5 separate regions of the Homo sapiens genome follow, and all the other regions are linked to region 1. Evidence: chromatin loops called from intact Hi-C (ENCODE). Cell type or tissue: endothelial cell of umbilical vein. All regions are shown on one strand.

Evidence for each region. A loop is a pair of places that touch in the nucleus more often than their neighbours do. Peaks named below come from ENCODE experiments on the same cell type or tissue, not always from the same donor. Only the 100,000 strongest peaks of a DNase experiment are listed, where the experiment ranks them.
Region 2: it touches region 1 in a loop (5-fold over the local background); 8 of 110 quality-filtered maps call a loop at or near these places.
Region 3: a loop joins it to region 1, with 6 times the contacts of the local background. A loop is called at or near these places in 5 of 110 quality-filtered maps.
Region 4: it touches region 1 in a loop (6-fold over the local background); 8 of 110 quality-filtered maps call a loop at or near these places.
Region 5: a loop joins it to region 1, with 5 times the contacts of the local background. A loop is called at or near these places in 4 of 110 quality-filtered maps.

Annotation. Positions count from the first base shown.
Region 1 is chr1:172,904,411-172,909,410 of GRCh38, reverse strand. No RefSeq gene overlaps it. Among named protein-coding and RNA genes, the nearest start is that of TNFSF18, 140 kb to the left of the region's middle. RefSeq lists an enhancer at 1,389-2,588. In endothelial cell of umbilical vein, no CTCF peak of the experiment used is centred here; DNase peaks (open chromatin) are centred at 1,960 and 2,380; H3K27ac peaks cover 5,000 bases.
Region 2 is chr1:173,188,748-173,193,747 of GRCh38, reverse strand. All of the region lies in intron 1 of TNFSF4 (TNF superfamily member 4), which reads left to right. Among named protein-coding and RNA genes, the nearest start is that of TNFSF4, 16 kb to the left of the region's middle. In endothelial cell of umbilical vein, no CTCF peak of the experiment used is centred here; DNase peaks (open chromatin) are centred at 2,507, 3,057 and 3,357; H3K27ac peaks cover 4,399 bases.
Region 3 is chr1:173,047,969-173,052,968 of GRCh38, reverse strand. It overlaps TNFSF18 (TNF superfamily member 18), which reads left to right and starts at 2,028. Exons shown (of 3, transcript NM_005092.4): 1 at 2,028-2,228. The coding sequence starts at 2,073. In endothelial cell of umbilical vein, no CTCF peak of the experiment used is centred here; DNase peaks (open chromatin) are centred at 1,878, 3,748 and 4,158; H3K27ac peaks cover 3,973 bases.
Region 4 is chr1:173,200,306-173,205,305 of GRCh38, reverse strand. The region is part of intron 1 of TNFSF4 (TNF superfamily member 4); the gene reads left to right. Among named protein-coding and RNA genes, the nearest start is that of TNFSF4, 4.5 kb to the left of the region's middle. In endothelial cell of umbilical vein, a CTCF peak has its summit at 2,719 (motif pointing right); DNase peaks (open chromatin) are centred at 1,425 and 2,685; H3K4me3 peaks cover 1,761 bases; H3K27ac peaks cover 4,241 bases.
Region 5 is chr1:173,040,240-173,045,239 of GRCh38, reverse strand. It overlaps TNFSF18 (TNF superfamily member 18), which reads left to right. Exons shown (of 3, transcript NM_005092.4): 2 at 1,271-1,301; 3 at 3,527-5,000. The coding sequence ends at 3,873. Among named protein-coding and RNA genes, the nearest start is that of TNFSF18, 8.2 kb to the left of the region's middle. In endothelial cell of umbilical vein, no CTCF peak of the experiment used is centred here; a DNase peak (open chromatin) is centred at 1,919; H3K27ac peaks cover 2,200 bases.

The DNA.
Region 1 (5,000 bases):
TTTTACCTCACACTTGTCCCCTCCCCACCAACCTTTTTTTTAGTATGTGGGGTTTGGACCTATTCTGCCCAAAAAGTCTGGATTCTTGAGTCTTGGCCTTTCCAACATGCAGCAAGTAAAAGCTACTTAAATTTTTATGAGTAACGACTCTTGGCTTGAATTAACAGTTTTGCTAATCTTCAGTGAGTAGCTTTAACAATATTGCTATCTTTATGACAGAACGATTTATATTCCTTTGGGTATATACCCAGTAATGGGATTGCTGGGTCAAATAGTAGTTCTGTTTTTAGCTCTTTGAGGAATTGCCACACTGCTTTCCACGATGGTTGAACTAATTTACATTCCCACCATCACCAACAGTGTATACATGTTCCTTTTTCCCACAACCTCACCAGCACCTGTAATTTTTTGACTTTTTAATAATAGCCATTTTGACTGATGTAAGATGGTATCTCATTGTGGTTTTGATTTGCATTTATCTAATGATCGGTGATATTGAGCTTTTTTCGTAGGCTTTCTAGCTGCATGTATGTCTTCTTTTGAAATGTGTCTGTTCATGTTCTTTGCCCACTTTTTATGGGGTTGTTTGTTTTCTTCCTGTAAGTTTAAGTTCCTTGTAGATGTTGGTTATTAGGCCTTTGTCCAATGCATAGTTTCCTAAAATTTTCTCCCATTCTGTAGGTTGTCTGTTCGCTCAGCAGTTTCTTTTGCTGTGCAGAAGCTCTTTAGTTTAATTAGATCCCATTTGTCAATTTTTGCTTTTGTTACAATTGCTTTTGGCATCTTCGTCATGAAATCTTTGCCCATTCCTATGTTCAGAATGGTATTGTTCAGGGTTTTTATAGTTCTGGGTTTTCTATTTAAGTATTTAATTCATCTTGAGTTGATTTTTGTATATGGTATAAGGAAGGGGTTCAGTTTCAATCTTCCGCATATGGCTAGTCAGTTATCCCAGCACTATTTATTGAATAGGGAGTCTTTTCTCCATTGCTTGTTTTTGTCACTTTGTTGAAGATCAGATGGTTGCAACTATGTAGGCTTATTTGTGGGCCCTCTATTCTGTTCCATTTTTCTATGTGTCTGTTTTTGTACTAGTACCATGTTGTTTTGTTTACTGTAGCCCTGTAGTATAGTTTGAAGTTAGGTAGCATGATGCCCCCTGCTTTGTTGTTTTTGCTTAGGATTGCCTTGGCTAGGGCATATACCCAAAGAAATATAAATCATTCTATTATAAAAACATATGCACATATGAATATGTCCATTGCAGCACTGTTCACAATAGCAAAGACATGGGATCAACCTAAATGCCCATCAAAGGTAGATTGGATAAAGAAAATGTGGTACATATACACCATGGAATACTATACAGCCACAAAAAATAATGATATCATGTTCTTTGCAGGAACATGGGTGGAACTGGAAGCGATTATCCTCAGCAAACTCATGCAGGAACAGAAAACCAAATACCACACGTTCTCACTTATAAGTGGAGGCTAAATGAGGAGAACACACTGGGGGCAACACCAGACACTGGGGCCTAACAGATGATGGAAGGTGGGAGGAGGGATAGGATCAGGAAAAATAATTAATAGCTACTAGGCTGAGTACCTGGGTGATGAAATAATCTGTACAACAAACCCCCTATCACACGAGTTTACCTATACAACAAACCTGCACATGCACCCCTGAACTTAAAATAAAAGTTAAGAAAAAAACACAGAATATTGCTATCAGTGAAAATCCTTTTTTGACACCACTAGTAATTAAACTCATTGAATTTACATTCCAACTGGGGTAATGAATCACTTCCTCATCCCCACCCCAGCCTGATGGCACCACCTTTTTCAGCTCTAAATACATTTTGTTATTTGGGTTTGATTTAAAAGCCTCGGTCCTGTAGCAGTCAGTTCCCACCAGATGAAAGCCAAAACAGAAACTACACAGGAAAATCCTGGAGATCTGCTGAGTCACAGTGGAGCCATCTGCTGAGTCACAGTGGAGCCATTTTCATACATATCTAAAGGAAAGAGACTACAGGAAATATAAAAAAACTTTAGTGATGGCAAGGAGCTTTGTTAAATTAATGATAGCATTTTTGTCTCTCAAGGATGAAAGAAGAGTTCAAAATCTGAAGGCTTATTAAGGGCAAGCAATTTACCTAGTTCCTCATGCTTCCATTAAATGGTGCGGCCAACTTCCTTCAGAGTTTTCCACAGTGAAAGTTAAGGGAGCAACATTGGAGGCAGTTTCTCAGCAAGGTTTTAGATTCCACATCTGAAAGCAGGATGTATGGTGAATATGCAAAGGAAGCAATAGTTTAAAAAGTTATTATTAGGCTTTGCAGGTAGAAAAGGAAATGGCAGTTTCTGAATGTTGATAACGAATGAACCTTAGCCACAACATGTTCTAAGTCATTCAAAGGTGGAAGACAGAGTAAACATTTGCAGTTTCCACAGGGAAGCACCTGCGGTGTGTGGTTCTAAGAAGATCAGCAGTGGCTTAAGATCTAAGGCAGAAGGAATTTAGCACATTTAAAGAGCAGTGTTCAAATATCTCATTTGAGTCTCATAGCTACTGGAGAGAAGCCAGCCTGTTCATCAGAGCATTGAGGCTCCAAGAGTGAATGTGTAAATGATTTTCTACTGCCATGGTATCTAGTTCCTGTAAATGGAGATGCCATCCCCATAGAATGTCCTGATGGTTTAGTCACTACTAAATTTGCACCCTCCATCATTATCTGCCTATCTATAGTTCCCTACCTGTTTTGACATTTATAAAAAAAAAATCTCTTGTAAAAATTTCATGAAAATAGAATTCTCTACATGGTTTTAAAATTTCCTTTGCTTCTAATTAATGTGTCATAATTGATGTAGATTTATATAATGCAATTTTATTCAATAGTAATTAAGATATCTGAGCCAAGATAAATATTACCAAGATTTTAGATTCTTCTTTTCGCATCTGCCTCATCCATTCTCAACACTTTTTCTAGTTAGCTACCTTTCCAGAAAGCTTCAGCCAACCTGCACCCTAACATTTGATGTTTTCTTGCAAGATTCTCCTAAGTTCTCTATTTCCTGGACTTTGGGGTTGTTTTGCATTGCTGGTTAAATTCTATAATTGTGTCCAGTGCTTTTCTCCCTGCCAAATATAAAATTCAAATGGGCTTATCCATTTAATCAGGCATATGCCCATTATTTACTCTTGAATTTCTCAGCCTCTCTCTCTTTCCTTTGAGATGCAGTCAAACACACTCAAAATCAGCCTTTCCTCAGAGGCCAGAAAATCACTGACAGCTCTACAGATGTCTTAAGAGTTAGACTAGGTGAGGCAAGAAGTCCATTGACACAGTTGAGCCATTTAATTTAGTCCATTGTTTTTGATGCTGGATCTTTATGGGTAATTACCTGCTAGACATCTCCAGCTTATATTTGAAGAGCTGTTTTGGAATCAGTAATATTTAGGGCTGGACATGTAGATTTGTATTCTTTTCTGAAGAGATGGTAATTGGATCCAGAAAGTAGAAGAATACATGTTAAGCACAACAATTATCTTGAACGTTGATAGAAATGTTTCATGTTGAGCCTCTAGCAGACACCGTTGGCTTTCTCTCCCCAGATCTCCAGTCTTTCCTCATGTTTCAATTCATCCTCCTCAGCTTCTTTGTACTTTTGCTTCTAATGCCAACATCTGACACTCCCCTCAGATACTCCTCTGACTAGTAGGGCTGTTTTTCCTACCAGAGTAGAAAGCCAGAAAAGTACTGGAAAAATTACCCTACCACATCCACCCACCATTAGTCAATGACTAACCAGTGAAGAAGTATGAAAATCCAGCTGCCTTACATAACAAACGGCCCAGTTTTCTTTGGGATCAGATTGGAGCTCTTCTCTAGAGGGCTTTGTCTGAAATTATATCCTTGCTTGACCCTCTCCCCTTCTCTATCCTACTTTTCCTAATCCCTTACTGAGATCTGAAAAATATAACCTAAGATAACTTCTTGCATGTGTAAATGTAGGGGTCACCATCAATGGAGAGTCAAGTGCAGACAGTCAAGCAACAGAGGTCAGTGTTACAAAGGATGATGGTAGTTCACTGATGCAAAGCTATACTGGAGTTAAAAAGGATAAAATGGTGTACAAACTAGCCTGAACCTGGCAGTGAATAGGTCACCAGAAACATTTGGACTGTGGTTTTCATGGATTAAAACAAATCTTTACTGGAATACAGAGAGATCTGGAGAAAAGTAGCTATTAGAAAGTCATAGTTACAACTAAGTGTAGATTATTTTCTGGGAGAATGTATCCTATCCCTATACTTGCTCATTTATTTTAATCACAAATATGCATTGAATATCTGCTATATACACAAAGCACTCTGCTTGGCACTTGGAACTGTTTGCAGTTAACAAATTAGAGCTCACAGTTTATTGGAGAAAACACATTAAAAATGAATTGCATGTAAAAAAAATAGGCAAGTAGTGCTTGTGGTAAGTGCCTTGATTAATGTTTGCAAGGATGTAAGACAGCATATAACAAGAAGCCAGACACAGGTTGAGGGATCATCGGCTGATATCCCTGAGGAAGGAAGGTATAAACTGAACCTAAAGTGTCAGAAGGATTAACTGGGCAATGGAGGTGAAAGATAGCATTTTACAAGGGAACAGCATAAACAAGGCCCTCAAGGCAGGAAGAAAACATTTTCTAAGACAGATAACTAATTTTTTCCAACTATCAGGAAAATCTCTCCAAAGGAATATATTTTGGGGCTCCTTAAGAATTTCAAATTATTTGGTTCAAAACTTCACTGAAACACACAGTAAATAATTCGTTTTACATCTTGGGTAATTCAGGTATTAGGCATATGCAGATTGGCCATTCAGATAAATAACTATGTACACATATCATTTAATTTCAACTTGAACTATTTTGGCATTATCTAGAAACACTGCCATTAATGATTCCATTTGAGGGAACAGAAATTCACCCCACCTGCACTTG
Region 2 (5,000 bases), 280 kb before region 1:
AAACCCAAGAGGGAAGCCTGGAGTGTGGGCTCTCCCTTTTCTTTCTCATGATGAGGTCATTGCCAATCATCTGTACGGCAACTTCTTCTTTTCTCTAAGCTTGCTATTAAAGTGGACATAAGGAATGGAATATTAAAATCTTCATAGAATTTTTTTCTTCAAATTCGCGTGGGAGAAAAATAGTACTTGTGTGGTATAATAAAAATTACTGAAATTGAAGGGCATGCATCAAATCTCTTCACTTCTGTGAGCCTTAATTTCTTCATATGCAAAATATAATGTTCAACTAAAATATGACTTCTTTTGCATTTTTTTCATGCTTCTAAGACCATTACATTCAAAATTCACGGCTATACTTCAATTCTGGCATGGATACTTAGGAGCATTTGCATTTCATCCTTGAGTATGGTGTGGACTCTTCAGACCTTCCAGATTGAAGAAGCTTTAGTCTATAGACTGTGCTTAGATGGAAGCCCCCTGGCCCTTTGATATTTTCTATTTTCTTTGAGTATGTGGAGAAGATCTGGGGATTTTGCTTTTCTTGATATACAAAACACTAAGTCTATGTGTGGGGGTAGACCAAATGTCTTCTGATTGTTTTCTGTCAACCTTTCTCATGAAACCCAAATTCTTTTGTATTGTTTCTCTGAGGTACAGGGAGTCAGAGCACTGATATGATAACTTTGTTAGTCTTTGTTTTTTTCTTTAATCCATTCCTTCATTCTGTTGTCATATAGTTTATATAGTATTATGTAGAATAAATTATGAACATGACATGGATATTGTTTTCCGTGTGCATCCAAGAATAATTGCTGATGTTTATTAACTTCTTGCAATGTTCCATGACAGGTCCTGATCACTGACATATATTATTTCATTCAAACTTTACAACTCTCTGATATACAGATTTTTACTATCTCCATTTTACAGATTAAGGAACAAAATCAGCAAGATAAATGCAATTTTCCCAAGGTCACACAGCTAAGTAGTCTTGAGTAGAGGAGATAAGACTTGTATTCACTGGCAGTATAATCAGTCAATAGAGTGTTTTTTAATGTTGGGGTTAACTGTACATTCTGTGGGTTTTGACAAGTGTATATAATGACATGTATTCACCATTACAGAATCATACAGGATGCTTTCACTACCCTAAAAACACCCTGTGCTCTACCTGTTTATTCCTCCCCCATTCCTAACCCCTGGCACCCACTGATCTTTTTAATCTCCATAGTTTTGCTTTTTCCAGAATGTCATATAGTTAGGTCATTCAGTATATACCGTTTTCAGATTGGCTTCTCTTGTATAATAATATGCATTTAATATTCCTCCATGTCTTTTCATAGCTTGATAGTTCATTTCTTTTTAGTGCTGCATAATGTTCCATTGTATGGTTGTATCAGTTTATTTATCCATTCACCTACTGAAGGACGTTTTGGCTGCTTCCAAGTTTTGACAATTATGAACAAAGCTGCTATAAACATCTTTGTGAATGAGTGACTTTAAATACTTGTATGGGAATACAGAGACTGAAACTCAAGGATTTGATTTAGGCCTTGAAGATGGTAAGATTTTAATGGGCAGAGACAGATGGAGGGACATGCTGGAGGCAGTGGTGTGATCTTGGCTCACTGCAACCTCTGTCTCCTGGGTTCAAGCGATTCTTGTGCTTCAGCCTCCCCAGTGGCTAAGATTACAGGTGCATACCACCACGCCTTGCTAATTTTTGTATTTTTTGTAGAGACAGGCTTTTGCCATGTTGGCCAGGCTGGTCTCAAACTCCTGATCTCATGTGATCTGCCTGCCTCGGCCTCCCAAAGTGCTGGGATTACAAGCGTCAGCCACTGCATCTGGCCTACATTTTTAAAATGCTTACCACGTACCATGTGCTGGCAAACTGCTGGATGCTTTAAGTTATCCTATCTAAACTTGGTGTTCATCTTCTGGAAAGTTCCGCTCACAGTATTATGTCTTATTTTCACATGTATAAAGGCTAAAGCGAAGAAATGCTATAACTTTTCCAAATTCAAAGAACCAGAGAAGTCACAGTTTGAACTAAATCTGACTCCAAAGTCTATGCTCTTTGTGCCATCCTACCAGGCTGCCTACCCAAGTGCAAGGAGATCAGAACAAATAGTTGGCTGGATCATTAGACACAGAAAGGATATATGTGGCAATAAAGCTTGACAATGAGGTTGGAGCCAGGCTCTTCAGAGCTTTGACTTGGGCACTGTGGGGGTGTCTCTGGGCACTGGGGTAGTCAGCATGAGGTCATCAGGTATGGAGGATGAGGGGGAAGATGGTTGGAAGGCCAACAAATAAGAAGAAGGACCATCTTTTTCTACTTCACAACATTGCCTAAACTTGATGTTAGTAAGAGACTTCTGAGGATATGCAAACTTCTACCCCTATGTGACCTTCAGGAGAAGGAACAGGATACCTGAGTCTGGAGTTCCAGTAGGTCAGCTTCCTCCAGGTTGATCTACTGGAAGTCTAGACTCCAACACGGAGGAAGTCACATGTGCTTTACTCACTCACTGCCTGTCAGCATCATCGTCCCAGAGAATGTCTGTTTGGTCACTGCCACCCTTACTTCATCAGGGCACCTCAAAAAGTTGGAACATTCCTTAAGTTGCAGGATATTTTTGGAGATCTTTGCAAAGTCAGTCAAAATAATCAAATCACAAGGGCTTTTAGATCAGGGAGTGAAAGTAAATTTGGGAATGAGGAAGCTTTATGTTTTTTTCTCTTTTATTAAATTAAACTTAAAGTCACAACTTCTAAAATCTAAATCATGGAAAGCTAGTGCTGAAAGGAATGCCCCTGATCTTCTAGTGACTTTTAAAGATGAGAAACTGCCATCTAAGGAGATTATGAAACTTGCTTAAGTTGGCACAGTGCCTGCCTGCCTGGCATTAGCACTCTGTCACTGCACGCTGAGGCCTGTGCTGTTTGTGCTACTCCACAGAGGGCTTCTTTCTAACTTTAGCACGTGGCAATTCATGCTGGCACTTAGCCCAGAGAGCAGTGGAAACATTTATTTACCCAGGAAACTATGGTCATTGGGTCATTTGCCTTCTGACAGGTTTTCTTCCAGAGCATTGCCCTTAAGCACGAAGGGCACTAATTAGCTATCACACCACGAAGAGTACAGAGAAGGGGGAGAGCTAAAGACTCCTGCTTCTACCCAAGTCAGTGCCTCTCTCCATGTGCTCAGCACATTGAACTCATATTGTTCCTGCAGCCCAGTCCCTGGCAGGGCTCAGAATGACTCTCCATTCTTCCTATGCTGCCTGTTGGTTTTAGCTGGTAAGGCTTGTGATTATACTTGTAATAGAAGTAGGGAATTCCTCGTCTGTGTGGGCAGGTGCCAATGGAATATGCTTGACTGAAGCTACCAGTGTGCCAGGAGAGTGGGAAACAGGAATTCCCCTACCCAGGGCATAAAAACAAATCCGTCTTCACATTTTTGATTAGGACGTCATGCCAAAATAAGCTTGTGGGAAGAGCCGTTGTTCTTGGCAGGCATAATAGGCTTTTATTTTTTTGAGATGGAGTCTCCCTATGTCCCTCAGGATGGAGCGTAGTGGGGCGATCTTGGCCCCCTCCCAGGTTTCAGTGATTCTCCTGCCTCAACCTCCCAAGAAGCTGGGATTACAGGCATGTGCCACCATGCCTGGATAATTTTTTTTTTTTTTTTTTAAGCAGAGATGGGGTTTCACCATGTTGGCCAGGCTGATCTCGAACTCCTGACCTCAGCTGATCTGCCTGCCTCAGCCTCCCAAAGTGCTGGGATTACAGGCATGAGCCACCGTGCCCAGCAGACATTTTTTTCTACTTTCTTTTTTAGTAGATAAGACAAACAAATGGCACAAAACTTTTTAAAAAATTAGACCATGAAAAGTAGAGGTCAATCCTACTCCTGACCTCAGGCTTCCAATTTTTTTCTCCAGGGACAACATTTGCAACTAGTGTCTTGTGTATTCTTTCAGATACATTAATGTATTGTATATTCTTTCAATGCCCACACAGGTGTTATTATTATTATTTAACACAAATGGCAATATATTTTATGTATAATTCTGCACCCCCCCCAACTTTTTTTTACTTAAGAGATCTCGGAGTTGGTTCCATATTGAGCTTATTTGTTCTTTTAACCACAAAAGTACTGTAAAAGTTTTATCTATCAGGTTTCCTGTCTTCACTGTTTTACTTCTCTTTTAGCAATTGAATACTGACTTAATTCAAGTTAGGTTTTTAAAGCTGTTGAAGAGAAAGATCCAATGTTTAAAAAAGCTACACCAAATATATTGAGCTCTGTAGGATTGGGACAGTTTTTATTGCCTTTGTCCCCTGAAAATAGGATGCTTTTACTCCTGCGTTAAAGTGAAAGACCAGACATGCAGGAAGCTTCCAGAACTCCCTCCCAGTGCATTCTGGGAGTCTGTGGCCATGATGGATTGATTGAACCAGCATTCTCCATGAGGGAATCTCTATGACTGAATAGGTTTCTTAACAATATGACTATAGTGCTACGTTATCCAAAATGGGAAATTGGGGCACAGTGAGACAAAACAGTATACCAAAGAAGAGTTTGGCAGAAATGCGGACAGATCTCAGACGCTTGCATGAAGGAGCACAATAGTCCTAATTTATCTTAAGAGATATTATGGAAAAGCAAGGGGGAAGGTGGAAGTCTAGGTCCAATCTTCATAGAAAAAGTCAGGGCCGGGCATGGCGACTCATGCCTGTAATCCCAGCACTTTGGGAGGCTGGGTGAGAGGATTGCTTGAGGTCAAGAGTTTGAGACCAGCCTGGGCAATATGGCAGAACCCCATCTCTACCCCCTCAAAAACCCCAAAAAACAAAAATTAATCAGGTGTGGTGGTGCGTGCCTATAGTCCCAGCTACTCAGGAGGCTGAGGTGGGGGAATCACTGAGCCCAGGGAGGCGGAGGCTGCAGGGAGCCGTGATTGTGTCACTGCACTCCAGCCTGGGTGTCA
Region 3 (5,000 bases), 140 kb before region 1:
AACTTGAAGTTTCCTCATTTCTAAATCCTATTTCATGAAAAGAGGCCCTAGAATATAGTCTTCTTGAAATAAGTATGTCATCTTTCTTAAGATACTGTCATAAGGTTAAATAATTAATAAGGATATTCCAGGGCCTAACAGTGGTTAAAGGCGGAAGGAGGAACTGGATTTTATTTAAAACAGTTTCTCATGTGAATAAATGTTTACCTAAGGTAGCAAGCCAGGGAAATTCCCTCAAAAATTTGGAAAGCAGACAGGAAAAGGGGCAGATCATAAAAACAGGAAGGACATAATTTAACTTCCAATTTTAAGTTCTGTGCTTGTGTATATGAATTCCAGATCTGATGCAAGTGCAAAGGTTATGGGATCAAGGCATCAGTCTTTTTCTAGAGTAAGTTTATTCTTTATCCCTGCATTGCAGCATCTAAGTACAGAGCCACAAAAACATTTGTTGTGTTGAAAAATCATTTTTGTGTAACTGGTCTTTTAAGAAGTAGTTTATTGAACAAGGTAAAATAGGGCCCAAATTAAAATTTTGACAGTTCAGAGAGAAATATTGCTAATAATATTGTAAATAGTGCAATATTAAGACAAAATGGTTGGATTACAAAGCAGTATCTGTGGGCTTGAGTTTTCACTCCATCATTAACCAGCCAGCAGTGATTTGAGACACTACTCACACCCTCTTGTCCTTAGTTTCCTTTTTTTGTAAAGGAGGATGTTAAATCTCTGGACTTTTTTCTAATTTATAAATCGTCAATTCTCTCTTAGATTAAAAAATAGGTTTTCCAAAATACTTTCATTGTACTTCCTTTTGTTTAAGTAAACTTTAGGTGAATTTTATCTTGTGGGAAAGATAAAGAATGTTCATTCTTTTCTAGGATTTAATAATTGAATTAAACTTCACTACATCGCTAAAGAGGGTAGAGAAGAGATAATCTAACATTTATGGAATGCATAAACTTTTCACCTTCATTTCATTCTCCACAAAAGCATTATAAAGTGAAAATTTTCTCCATTTTACAGTGAAGGAAACTGAAGCTCAGAGAACTCAAGTAACATGCCTAAGGCCACAGAGCAGGTAGGAACTGGGCAGTGCCAGCCTCTGCTCTTGAGGTCTGTCTGATTTAAAAGCCTGTGTGACTGAGGTCCATAGAACCAGGAGACTTCCTCAATTTTGTAGTAAACCCATATTTTTGGGCCCAGGAAGAAAACCCAAGGTTTTTTTTTTTTTTTTTTTGGAATAGAGTATAAGCTCTGGCTGAGGGCAGGATGCAGGAAAATATCCTTCTGTAAAATAACTTCTTATGCCAGAACTAGATTATCAGAGTTTAAAAATGATGAAATATAAAATTGAGCTTGTTGTATTTACAATTTTTTATTAAATTCTTGTAATACACTTGATATTTTCTAGAGACTCAGAATGAACGCATTCTATACACTAGAAATTGATGAAACATTTTTGTGAGTATAGATTTTATTTTTCCAGGTTTACTGAAGTATAATTGACAAATAAAAATTGTGGGTATTTAAGGTAAACAAGATGATGACTTGATTAAAACTCTATTTTTTCCAAACTAGAGATCCTAGCCTCTCCAACTTCCTAACACTCTGCCGCTCATGTACATGATATCTGGAGTATGGTAGGGGGATTAATCTCAAACTTTATTTTTTCTTATAAAAAGTGATTTTCTTATCTAGAAATAATCTGGAATACTTTCTTAGATGAGAGCACACCACTTTATTCTCCCAAGCCTCCTCTACACGTGCACTGTACTGCCGTTTGATTTAGGAAAGAAATTTTTTTCCCCTCTGAACTTCCCTTGTGCTTTTTTTTTTATGTTCTGAGTTTGTGTTGGCTTTCAGCCTTCCGTTCCTTTTGTTGTATTTGATCTGGTGCCAAATGAGAGTCAGCACTTAAGTTATAAGTATCATTTTCTAACACAGTGACAGAAGGAAAACTCCGCCTTCCACACCCACTACTAATTACCATATTGCTACAAAACATGACATTGCATCCTTCACCCATCACTTGTGAATTTTTGTTTTCCACAGCTCTCATTTCTCCAAAAATGTGTTTGAGCCACTTGGAAAATATGCCTTTAAGCCATTCAAGAACTCAAGGAGCTCAGAGATCATCCTGGAAGCTGTGGCTCTTTTGCTCAATAGTTATGTTGCTATTTCTTTGCTCCTTCAGTTGGCTAATCTTTATTTTTCTCCAATTAGAGGTAAGGAGGCAATTGTACCTAAGGTTACTATTTGCTATAATCCTCTATTTATTTGTTTTTCTAGTTGTTATCATTGTCACTCAGTATTGTTAGCAATAGTTGGAAGGAAGAGATGTGTATACATAATGTAAATACAATTCTAATATTGTCATGACATGGCGTTTGAAGTTTATCTAAAGGTTTTGAGATAAAAGGTATCAGAAAATGCTAAATGTTAGCTGCAGAACTCTGTTAGATAGAGAGAACTGGTTAAGCCAATTGACAGGGGCCTGTGGAGTATTTTTCCTTCCCTCTGCTATAGCTCTTGGTGGAATAAAAAAGGTAAAAATATGAATGAATATCAAGGAATGGGATGCAAGCTATAGTCTTATTTATGGAAAAGACTTAAAAAAATAGTGAAAGACAGGATTAAGTAAATGACAGGTGGTTTGTGTGTCTTTGAGGAGGGAAGTGGCCCTGAGCTAGGTGTAAGAAGATCTGGATTCTGGTTCTGGGTCTCCTAATAACCAGCTGTATAAATTTGATAAAGACATTTAATCTCTCTAGTTTGCAGCTTCTTTATCTAAAAAAACTGGTGGTAGGGGAATGGATTTATTATGATGTTTCTTCTAGCTATAAAATGTCATGATCAAGAATTTATTTAAGGGTAGTATGAAGAATAAATGCCTAAGTCACTCAAAAGCAGGGAACAATGACTTTAGATTGAGTTGATCAGGGAAGACTTCATGGAGGAATGAGAAAGCCCATATCTATTTGGGAAGCCCCTGATGCTTGTCAGGAATTTCCCATTGAGATGCAGGCCAAGCTGTGGGCCTAGAGAATGGGATGGTACACTGGGAATGGAGATTAGTTTTGTTCTTTACTAAAAAATCTTTCCTCACAGTTAACTACGTAGCACTGATCAAAAAGAAAATAAGAAATGCTTTATTTATTTCAGGATTTAGCCTATTTCTGGCTAAATTTGAAGACTCTAAGTTTTGGGGAGAATAAAGTGGCATATGTCCATCTGAGAAAGAGTTGAAATGTGACTGCAGAAACACTTTTCTTAAGGGAACTGACCAGCAAAGATTTCAAAGATATAGTTCTACCACTTAAGATAAGTAAAAGTAATTGAGAAAAGATGCAGGAGGAAGCAGTCCCCTATTGATATTAATTTAGAGTAGGTATAGCTTTGGCCAATTTTTCCACAGTAGCCCATTAATTTGTATTCCATAACTGTATACAAGGCTTATGTGCAACAGAGGCATTTCTAATTACAACCCTGCTCTCTCAAGAAATGTATGAAGCAGAAGTGTGAACTTTCTGGGTCAGTGAAGTTGAAAGAAAGAATTGTCAGAAATTCTTAGTGTCTAGATTTCTGAAGAAGAGGAAGGGTGAGAATAGCAATAACTTAAATTTGGAAGTGCTTCTTTCTTCTAAAAATTATAAGATTAATTAGCCAGATAACCCTGAAGAACACTGAATATAAGCATCATCAGTTCCTACATATGACTCAGGAATGAATACACAGAAGCCTTTCCCAAAGGCACCCAGCAGTTCTTGCAAAGGGAAAGAGAAAGTCTAATAATGCCAGATCATCTGGGACACCTCTCTTCAGAATCAAACTGGATTAATCCCATGTGTTTGAGCTCTGATTCTGGTTTCTCTCTCCTAGATCCAGTTTCTCAATGAAATGTTCTACCTCTAAAGATAACCCAGAGTTTGTTTCAAATTTGGGGAAGTATAAAATGTTTTTAGAATATTGTTCTGACAGGACACTTGCAGGATTTGTTTCTATGGGAAAAGCCAGTGGCCTGGCCAACCATACATGATATTAGCTTCTGCATTTCACTTTCCACTTACCTGTACTTCCCTTTCCCTATTGGCCACAAATAAATATCTCTGGAAAAGAAGTCTGAGAGGCTGGCAGATAGTGATTCATTATGATGTGGCCACTTCCACATTGTCACAATACCCATGAACCGTGAAGTTTTATTTTGGTCTCCACTCTAGTTTTTACATACAAAGTCCCACTTTCCAGATTGTCTAGACACTACTTTAAAAAGTGTACACTTAAAAGAAAGTGTAACACTTTAAAAAGTGTTAGATGGGAAGCTTGGCTCCTTGGGTCAATTTTTTTCTTTTTTTCTCTCTTCTTTGAGAAAATATTTAACTAAAAGGATAGCTGTGAGTCCAAGGAGTTTGGTCAATCCCTCAGTGAAAATAATCTCACAGGAATTATCACTAAGAAATCAAATGTTCAGCAGAGTCTGAACTTCAGCAAAATGAAGGATACTTTCAGAAGGGGAAGTTGTACTTATACTTAAAAGCAGAGCAGATTTTATTTTCACTGATGATTTGATTAGGGTTGGTTTGGAGAGAGAATGATTGTTTTGGCCATTTTGAGCCGAACTACGTAAATCTAGCCTTAAATCAAGAAGAGGTTACAAAAGCAACTGATCCTTCTAAGCAAAAATAACGAACCCATATGTGTCTTTAAAAGTGGGTATTTACTACTTCCAAACATCAGCAGAATTATAAATAGAAACTTACCCCACAGAGTGGTAGAGGTGAGAGTGTTGACCCAGACAGGCTGGGTGTAGATCTCATTCTTGCCTTTTATTGGCTGCATGACCTTAGGCTAGTTACTTAATCCCTCTCATCCTCATTTCCTCATCTGCAAAATGAGCAACCTAATTTTTGTAGAGTTGTGCTAAGGATTAATGAGACAGTAGAGTATCTGACATAAAGTAGCTCCCAGTAGAGGGGAGTGATTAATATTTGCCCCATTAC
Region 4 (5,000 bases), 300 kb before region 1:
TGATCTCTAGGGGAGAATTAGCTTCTATAGTCCTGGCACAGAGATGGAAGCAAGACATAGGTGGTATATTTGAGTTGTTTGCTTAAGAAACATGCCCTGTCTACTCTGAAAATAGATTTCTTTTTTTTGCTCAGGATATTTGAAGTTCTTCACTTGATGTTAATTATAATTTTTTTATTTCTAATTAGCTAATGTAATTTCTTATATTGTTATAGGATCTGGGACAGCACAATGGGTCCTTACATTTAATCTTATATTTATTATTTACACTTCATTATGAGAAGGATAGCATAGATGGGTTGTGTGTGTTTTCCCTAGAACCTGATAGTTTACCAAATAATGTTGGTGGCAGTGATAGCAGCAGTGTGTGTGTGTGTGTGTTTGTGTGTGTGTGTGTGTGTGTTTCTGTGTGTTTGAGAGAGAGAGAGAAACAGAGACAGAGAGATTGAGAGAGAACATTGTAGAGCAGCTGCTGACAAAGAGACATAGACTAGTAGCCATTTAAAACTCATCTACAATACTGTTTGGAAGTTTGATTGAGGGATCGGGTGGTGGTGGTGGTGGTGGTGTTGGTAGTGATGAGGCAAGTCAAACCTCTATTTTATAAGACATAATGTTACAGTGATGTGTATTGGAGGTGAAATAGAGCTGAAATGCTCACCATTTACCCAGTTAAATTGGACCTCTTTTATTGTGAGAGAAAGGTTTTTGGGAAATAATTGTGATTTTCCCTTTTATTTCTTAGATTTAATTTTTTAGCCTTATAAAATAATTGCCTACATGAATGGCTCTGTAAATACAGATATAGCTACCAAGCTCCATTTGGCCGTCAGCTTTCCTTTCAATCAAGTTTATTTAGTAGCCTCTGTTTTCTCATCACTGGGTTAGGTCTATCTACATGCAGGAAATGCAGAATATTTTGTTTTTAAGATGCTAGAAAAAAAGTTAGACCCTACCCACTCCTCATCTAATTTACTTTCCTCTTTGAGCCTTGATTTTTATAATCTGTATTATGAGAAAGTAGGATCAAATGATCAATAAGATGTCTTCCAGCTCAATATCTTATGAGTATATAGTTTATATATTCATAGAATGGATATAAGGATTTGAGAAATACAAAATGTGAGTTAGTATATTTGTGTTTAAGCTTATGGATTTCCTGGCTCCTAAGAAGGGATTGAGGGGAATCAAATTTGCACATATGTACTTTTCTATACTTAAGTTATATATTCTGTACATATCTAAATAACCTATTCTGGATTAGCAAAACACACTGTTTAGAAAAGGGAAAGAAGTGAATGCCCTGTAAGAATATTCATGACATAAGGTATATAATTCAGTGCTTCTGTCACCAAAACCAATACACACTGTTTGGATATTACATTGGGACATCCACTTAAATTGTCAGGCTTCCAGTCTTACCTGGAACTTCAGCTATGGAACAAAGGCAGAAAAAGCTGACCTATAAGGTGTGAGAAACCTCACTGAAACCATTGAAACTTGGCTTTTCCAAGATTCATATCACCTTTATCATCATGCTCAAAGACCTGAAGGCTTTTAGTGATTTTTTTCAGCAATTCCTACTTATCACTTTTTTTCAGTTCTTATCACTTTTTTTTCAGCTGGGAACAACAGAAGTAGAGATACTTAGAAAGTGAGTTGACCAGTTCTGTATCAGTGAAAGCTGGAATTAGAATTCACAGTTTCTTAATGAAGTTTCGGGCTACAACTTGGACCTTTCTTTGTATCATTTAATAAGAGAAAGAGGAGTTTGCCTGAAAAAAATATTGTTTCAGATTAGCTTAATTTAAATGTCTCCATGTCATTTAGAAAGTTTTTAGAAGTTCTTTTTTAACAATAGACCTGCAAATAAGATAATTTCAAAGGCATTTGAATTTGCTTTTCATAAGCAAATCTTTGAGAATTAAAAAATTAACATCTGAAGTTGACTTGGCTTGTCATAAGGCATTTTGAGGCTTCTAAAGGAGGTATTAAACATATAGAATCATTGAATTTGGGGGCAGGTATTAGATATAGTCTATTTACAGATAAGAAAACAGAAACCTAGAGAGGGTAGGTGAACCATTCGTGACCACTTAGCTGGTTAATTCACCAGAACTCCTGATTCCTACACTATGGTTCTTCTTATTATCAATGAAACCATCCTTACACAGATTTTTTTCCATTGAGTGTTTACTTGTGCTAGGTACCATTTGAGGCACTGGCGATATAAACATCCATTGGAGAAGGTTTTTGAACTATTTACACTCACAGTCAAGATGCAGGGTGGGGACAAAAGAGTGACATGCTCAAGGGACAATGGGAAGATGAGAGGAGGGAGGAGGGAGGGCTGCCTCAGCCTTCTGGGGAGTCAGGAAAACCTGCAGGAGGAGATAATGCTTCAGCTAATACTAGAAGGAGGAGGATAAATTATTTAAGCAGACAAGCGGATGGGAATTGGTGGGTAGGGGTAGAAGGCTTACTAGGCAGAACAGCAAGTTTTTCTGAATAGCTCAAGTTGAGTGTTCCTGTGGGAAAGTGGTGGAGATGAAGCTGAAAAGCTGGGGAGGTGGGGAGCAGTTCACAAAGGATCTTGTGAATCATGCTAAAGGAACACGCTTCATTCTCTCCTACGCCAAAGGAAATACAGGAAAAATTACCAACATTGTTACCTCTCCAAATTTTGCTTCTCTTGTGTAGTCTGTATTTTGGCAAATATAGAAAGTGAGTCTAATCTGAACAGCACTAGGGGGCACCACAGTAAAAGTAACGATTCTCTTGTGTCTGAAGACAGCTTATCCTCTTTTCCTGAAGAGTTGATTAGAAAACTTCTCAGGCAGTCAAGTGCTCATCCACAAATAAGAGAATGAACAATATCAGGGGCAGCTAATATTATTCACTATTTGCAGAGTGATGATATTTTCTAAATGAAGTGTTTAGATATATGTTTTGATCTGGGTATTCAAAATAGGACAGAATAATTTGGATGGGGATGATGCTGGAAAATATTGCACGTGTATGCACATATAGATCCAAATATACACACACAGAGGAGAGTTGGGAAACAAGCCAAAAGGCTCTAGGTATAGATCTAGGGATACAATCTCTCTGTTCCTCTTCTCTGACCTCAGCTGCTGGTTACTAGTACTGAGTAGACCCAGCCTTGTTTAGGGGCTGGCCACCTTGGCCTTCCACTTCTTCTTCTTCTTTTATATATATGTGTATGTGTGTGTGTATATATATATATGTATATATATATAGCAATTACTTCTCTCTCAAATGACAGCTTACCCCACTTCAGGGATTCTCCATTCATGGAAAATGAAAGTTAATCCTTTTGCATCATTTGGGTTAGAGGAGCTACATACAGTGTTGTTATTACTGTTTAATGAGGGAAAAATAACCCAGCTGAGTTGTAGGTGGAAAGGTTTATGTTTCCATAGTCACTAATGAAATACATGGTAGAGTTGGATTGAAACTGAATTTTCTACCATCCTATGCTTTGTATATTTCGTTTGTAATCACCCATGCTTTTGATAACCAATCTTTTCAAACAAAGGAATTAAAACATTTGCTTATACAAAGCTATAAAACATCATCTCAGATTTTGGAGGACTCATTGAAGTATAAAGGGAGTGCCCTGGGCCAGGAACCAGAATTTTTCAGTCCAGGCTTTTACCTCTTGACCCCAAGTAAATTTCTTGAAATTCCCTGGGCATCAGTTTAATCATTTCCAAGACTGGAATTTGGTTGTGGTGAGGATTAATTGATACACAGCTTTGTAAATGCTAAGATTATTATTATCATTATCCATGAACATGCTTCCGTTAACATACTGCTACTAAAATGTTGACTTTATAGTATGTGTGTGCACACATACACACACACTGTAACTCAAATCTCAGAAAGCATATCAAAGTTAATGTTAACCATAACTTCATGAACCTTGATTTCCCCAATGTAATTTTTAGGATTAAAAAATCCACCTTGGAAGAGTCCTATTATTTTTAAACATAGATTTCTAATTAAGATTTCATGGGTGCATTAGAGAGCAAAAGAATGAAGGGGAGAATTTATGAGGTTATGAAGTGTGATTAGGTTCAGTGTCTGCACGTGGTTCAGAGATCTAAAATTACGTACTCAGAGCACATGGCTTAGGCTATTTCCGTTTCTTCTTATTTTGATATATTTCATCCAATTCTCCAATGACTTGGCTACCAAATAAGGCAGGAAATTAGATTTATAAGAGGCATATCATCTGGTTCACTAATCTAGAAACATTGGGGAATATTCCTGGCATAACTAAAATCTTTTTTCAGTAGGCCTTTCATTCTGAAATGCACCTTAATTTTTATAAGTTTGCCTAGCTTGATAACATGCAAATGCTATTTAAGAACACATGCTTCTTGACAGAAAGATGGACAAACAAATCTGAACTTTAATTCTTCTTATACTAATTTAATAAGATCTTGTGGTTAGAGAGCCTTCATTCCCAAAGTACTATATTGTACAGGTGGGGAAGTGAGGGCTCCAGTGAGTTTAAGTGATGTAGCCTCAGGGCTGGGCTCCCCAGCGGCAGCCAGACCTTCATCCTAGAAAGCCAGTGAAACAGTGTCAAAGATCAAGATGGAATGACAATATTACAAAAATGATAAAGAACATCAAAACATGCATCAAAGGAAAGCATCTTAATGAGATATAAAATAAGTCATAAAACATGTATTTTACAGTTTAGTAATGTAAAACATATTTTGAATTACTTGTGTGTTGGGTGATGACAATTTTTAGCTTCTAAGACCCCCATGCATATTAATCTGGCCCTGTATATGGTGCAATAAAACCTAAACTCAAACCGTTTTTTAGAATGGACGGGTAGCAGGGAGGTTGAATGGTATTATTCAATGTACTACTTGCAGTAACAGTCTCTCATCTTTGCAGAGCTTTTTCCTACTTCTGACCTCATTTCTTCACTAAGACCTTGGAGAAAGATGGTGTGCAGT
Region 5 (5,000 bases), 140 kb before region 1:
GTGTTCCTCTCCATCTACACCCACTAACATGATGGCCTCATACAATCTCACAGCTTAAAACATCAACTATGAGCTTAAGACTCTTAAATGTATATCACCAGAGCTCCTTAAATTTCAGCCTGCTTGACACACTTACTTGGATTTATAATAAGCATCACAAACTAATATGTCCACAACCAAACTCATCATTGTTCCCCTCCCCATTTATTCCTCTTACATCTTATCCATTTTAGTGAATAACAACTTTATCTTTCCAATTATGCAGGCCTAAAATACTGGAGTCATCTTTGTTTCTTCTCATTCCCTACCCCATATCCATGTCAGGAACTTCTGTTGGCTCTATTTTCCAACCAAGTATCACCATCTACAGAGCTAGCACCTTGGTCAGAGACACCATGCTCTCTTGCCTAGATGAATGACTGTAATGATCTCTTAGCTAGTCTCACTACATTTGCCCTTGCCTCTGTTTAATTTGTTCCTAGCATAGCAGCCAGAGAAATCCTACAAAAGGAAAGTGTGCAACACGTTTAAGTTCAAAAAGTCTTTTAAGCACTTTGCCATTAGGAAACCAATAACCTTTGGGTGATACAAAAAATGTTTGTGGTTATGCCTGAATTTACTACAACGTATTTTTGAGCATTTAGCATTAACTACTTGTGTTTGTAAAATTAACCACACACTGATGGCATCTTGTAGCATGTGAACTGCCGTACATTGCAGTAGTCTGAAACTTGGAACTGTTTTTCAGGGTATCTCAGATACTGTATATGACATGTAGTTATCTGAATATTATACATGGGTGGTTTCATCAATCTGAGTTGTAAATATTTCTAGGGCTTAATTTACTGTTTTAAATAAAATAAACATAAATAGAAGCTTCACTATTTTCCTTTCACATGCCAACAGATCACCTTGTGCAGTCACTGGGGTGTGGAAACTGCTATTTTGTTGAAAAACTTTTAGAGCCCAAGGTTGGGGGGGGGGTCCGATATCAAATAGTTGTCCTGTAGGTATAGATTAGGTAATGGAATGAGATCTTGACCTTTGTCTAAAAGACCTAAAAGGGAAGCTAGGTAATAAAAGGTAAAGGATGGAGCCACTCAACTTTAAAGGGAGGCTGAGAGGGCTGAGACATGGTGAAGGGAAGGATTTTTTTTATGGTTATAGAACACTAGTTTGCTTCAGGAATTCAAAGCTCTAAATAAATCAATCAAAAAAATTAATGACACTGTCATCATCCTAATCAATTCATCTTTTATTTCCCCAACAGACTGCTAAGGAGCCCTGTATGGCTAAGTTTGGTGAGTAACCTATCTTGCATGTCTTTTACTTTTCTTAGTTTTTGATGCAAGAAGGCAGGTGTCAGTGATCTCAAGAAAACCTGTATTTTCTTTTATTCATTTCTGAGCTACTATGTATAATTACTTATCATGTACTGGGCAGTTGCCCAAGAGCTGAGGCTTTCAGAGGTAAACCAGGCAAAAGAAGCCCATGCCCTGATAAAGCTTATGTTGAAGGCTGCATCTCTGGCCAGGAATGAGCATCTCTCTTACTGGCCTATGAATCTGAGATCCGGGAATCTCCTTTTAATTCTGTGTTTTAATAAACACAACAAGTTTCAGATTTCTACAACCTTTCCTTAAAGTCTTTCTCATGTTTCACATATTGCTAATGTCCAATGGAGTATGTGAGAGAGTGCCATTGTTGTTTCTAAATGTATAGAAGAGCAATGAGAGTTGGAAAAGTGGCCACTTCCTCTACTATTTTCTCTTCTAAGCTTAGCTTCTGAGTCATTTTCCCTTGTGGTCACCTGATATTTGCTTAGAAAACACACCAGTTTACAGTTACACTGAGCCTTAGATTCTTAGAATACATGGAAAATTTCAGATAAATACATTTTTTTTAAAGTTGTTTATAGGTTTCAGGCCAAACATACATTTTCAGTTGAGAACAGACCATTTCTAGAGTTAACTCTGCAACCCCTGTGTTCCTATATAGTTTAAACCAGTAGGTTTCCTTGGCTTGTGGGAATTAGAAAATGTCCTTTTGCCTGTCTCTTTCTTTGTGTTTTGTTTTTGTTTTGCCCATAAGTGGAATGGAATGCATGGCATGTGTGAAATTATGCCTTGATGTGGTAAAAGTTGAGAAACTCAAGTGATGCTAAGGTGGTCTTTAAATGACCCCCTTTCACAGAATTAAATGGGAGAACCAATGACACTTCTTCCTGGTGACCTGCCTATTGCCTATTACATGTCAAGGAAGAAGAAATTTACTGGGCTCCGAGCTCATTGGCGATACTGGGTGGCTTTGTCTTTTGTTCTAGTGATCGCTCTTTCATTCTCCTCCAGAATCTACCTTCAGAGTCTTATATTAGTCATTCATATGAATGAGCATTGAAGTAAAAATGTTACCTCTTCCAGGGTGTTTCCTCATCAAGTTTTCTTTTTAATTATGGGACAAAGGACAAAAATTATGGAGAATTGCAGAACAGATAAGCATTCTGGGTGGTAAAAGCACCTCCCGGGGCTGTGAGATCACACTGCTGTGCAAAACCAAGTAATGTTAGGCAAACATCTAAGTTTCATATGTGCTAATGAAAATGAATGATTAGGTCTTTACCTTTTCTTTACCATTTGGGACAGTATTGCACTAGGGATCCTTATATTTAAATAGTCAAGTTATTTCTATTTATAAACTCATAAATTTACAATTAGCTATTTTTGGGGGATTTATTTAATGAATCCTAAGTAGGTCTTAAATGATATATACCTACAAACTGAGGAGAACAGCCATAATTTAGACACAAAGCACCTAATTCAGGAACATGGAAGTATCATTCAATCAATAAATATTTATGGAACATCTACCAGGTACCAGGGACTTTTTCAGGTGCTGAAAATACAAGAATGAACAAAATAGAGATATATTTGTCCTAAAAAATTTTACATTCAAAGTGATACAAGATGGACAATAAACAAATGAACAATTTAGTTTATAACATCCTAGACACTGACACACTTTATGAAGAAAACTCAAGCAAGGTAAAATGAGGGAATGATAGGAGAACACTTTTTAATATAGCATAATTAAGGAAAGCCACACTGATAAAGTGATAAACAGCCAGTGGTATTTACACCGAAAATGCCTGGAAAGGCATGGACTGCCAACCCTGGTTTTCAAAATTTTGGCTTGTGATTTCTTTCTCCATTAGTCTTTTCTTCTCCTTTCTTTTTCCCACAAATATTAATCAACAAGAGATGCGAAGTCACTTAAGTCATTTTTCTATTCCAAATTCTTTTCCTTAGAATTCTTGCTCCAAGCAAGAAATACTCTTTGGATTTGCAATTTCTCTAAAACAAGGAGTAGATAGGTACTTAAAATAGAAAAATTCTGCTTGAAGAGAACTAGTGTAGATCAGGTAAAGAAACAACATGTATGTGGTAAATAATTAACTACAATCTGGAAAAGGATGAAATAATGAAATAACTATGCTTTCATCTTTTTTATCCTTGTATATTTCTTATAGGACCATTACCCTCAAAATGGCAAATGGCATCTTCTGAACCTCCTTGCGTGAATAAGGTGTCTGACTGGAAGCTGGAGATACTTCAGAATGGCTTATATTTAATTTATGGCCAAGTGGCTCCCAATGCAAACTACAATGATGTAGCTCCTTTTGAGGTGCGGCTGTATAAAAACAAAGACATGATACAAACTCTAACAAACAAATCTAAAATCCAAAATGTAGGAGGGACTTATGAATTGCATGTTGGGGACACCATAGACTTGATATTCAACTCTGAGCATCAGGTTCTAAAAAATAATACATACTGGGGTATCATTTTACTAGCAAATCCCCAATTCATCTCCTAGAGACTTGATTTGATCTCCTCATTCCCTTCAGCACATGTAGAGGTGCCAGTGGGTGGATTGGAGGGAGAAGATATTCAATTTCTAGAGTTTGTCTGTCTACAAAAATCAACACAAACAGAACTCCTCTGCACGTGAATTTTCATCTATCATGCCTATCTGAAAGAGACTCAGGGGAAGAGCCAAAGACTTTTGGTTGGATCTGCAGAGATACTTCATTAATCCATGATAAAACAAATATGGATGACAGAGGACATGTGCTTTTCAAAGAATCTTTATCTAATTCTTGAATTCATGAGTGGAAAAATGGAGTTCTATTCCCATGGAAGATTTACCTGGTATGCAAAAAGGATCTGGGGCAGTAGCCTGGCTTTGTTCTCATATTCTTGGGCTGCTGTAATTCATTCTTCTCATACTCCCATCTTCTGAGACCCTCCCAATAAAAAGTAGACTGATAGGATGGCCACAGATATGCCTACCATACCCTACTTTAGATATGGTGGTGTTAGAAGATAAAGAACAATCTGAGAACTATTGGAATAGAGGTACAAGTGGCATAAAATGGAATGTACGCTATCTGGAAATTTCTCTTGGTTTTATCTTCCTCAGGATGCAGGGTGCTTTAAAAAGCCTTATCAAAGGAGTCATTCCGAACCCTCACGTAGAGCTTTGTGAGACCTTACTGTTGGTGTGTGTGTCTAAACATTGCTAATTGTAAAGAAAGAGTAACCATTAGTAATCATTAGGTTTAACCCCAGAATGGTATTATCATTACTGGATTATGTCATGTAATGATTTAGTATTTTTAGCTAGCTTTCCACAGTTTGCAAAGTGCTTTCGTAAAACAGTTAGCAATTCTATGAAGTTAATTGGGCAGGCATTTGGGGGAAAATTTTAGTGATGAGAATGTGATAGCATAGCATAGCCAACTTTCCTCAACTCATAGGACAAGTGACTACAAGAGGCAATGGGTAGTCCCCTGCATTGCACTGTCTCAGCTTTAGAATTGTTATTTCTGCTATCGTGTTATAAGACTCTAAAACTTAGCGAATTCACTTTTCAGGAAGCATATTCCCCTTTAGCCCAAGGTGAGCAGAGTGAAGCTACAACAGATCTTTCCTTTACCAGCA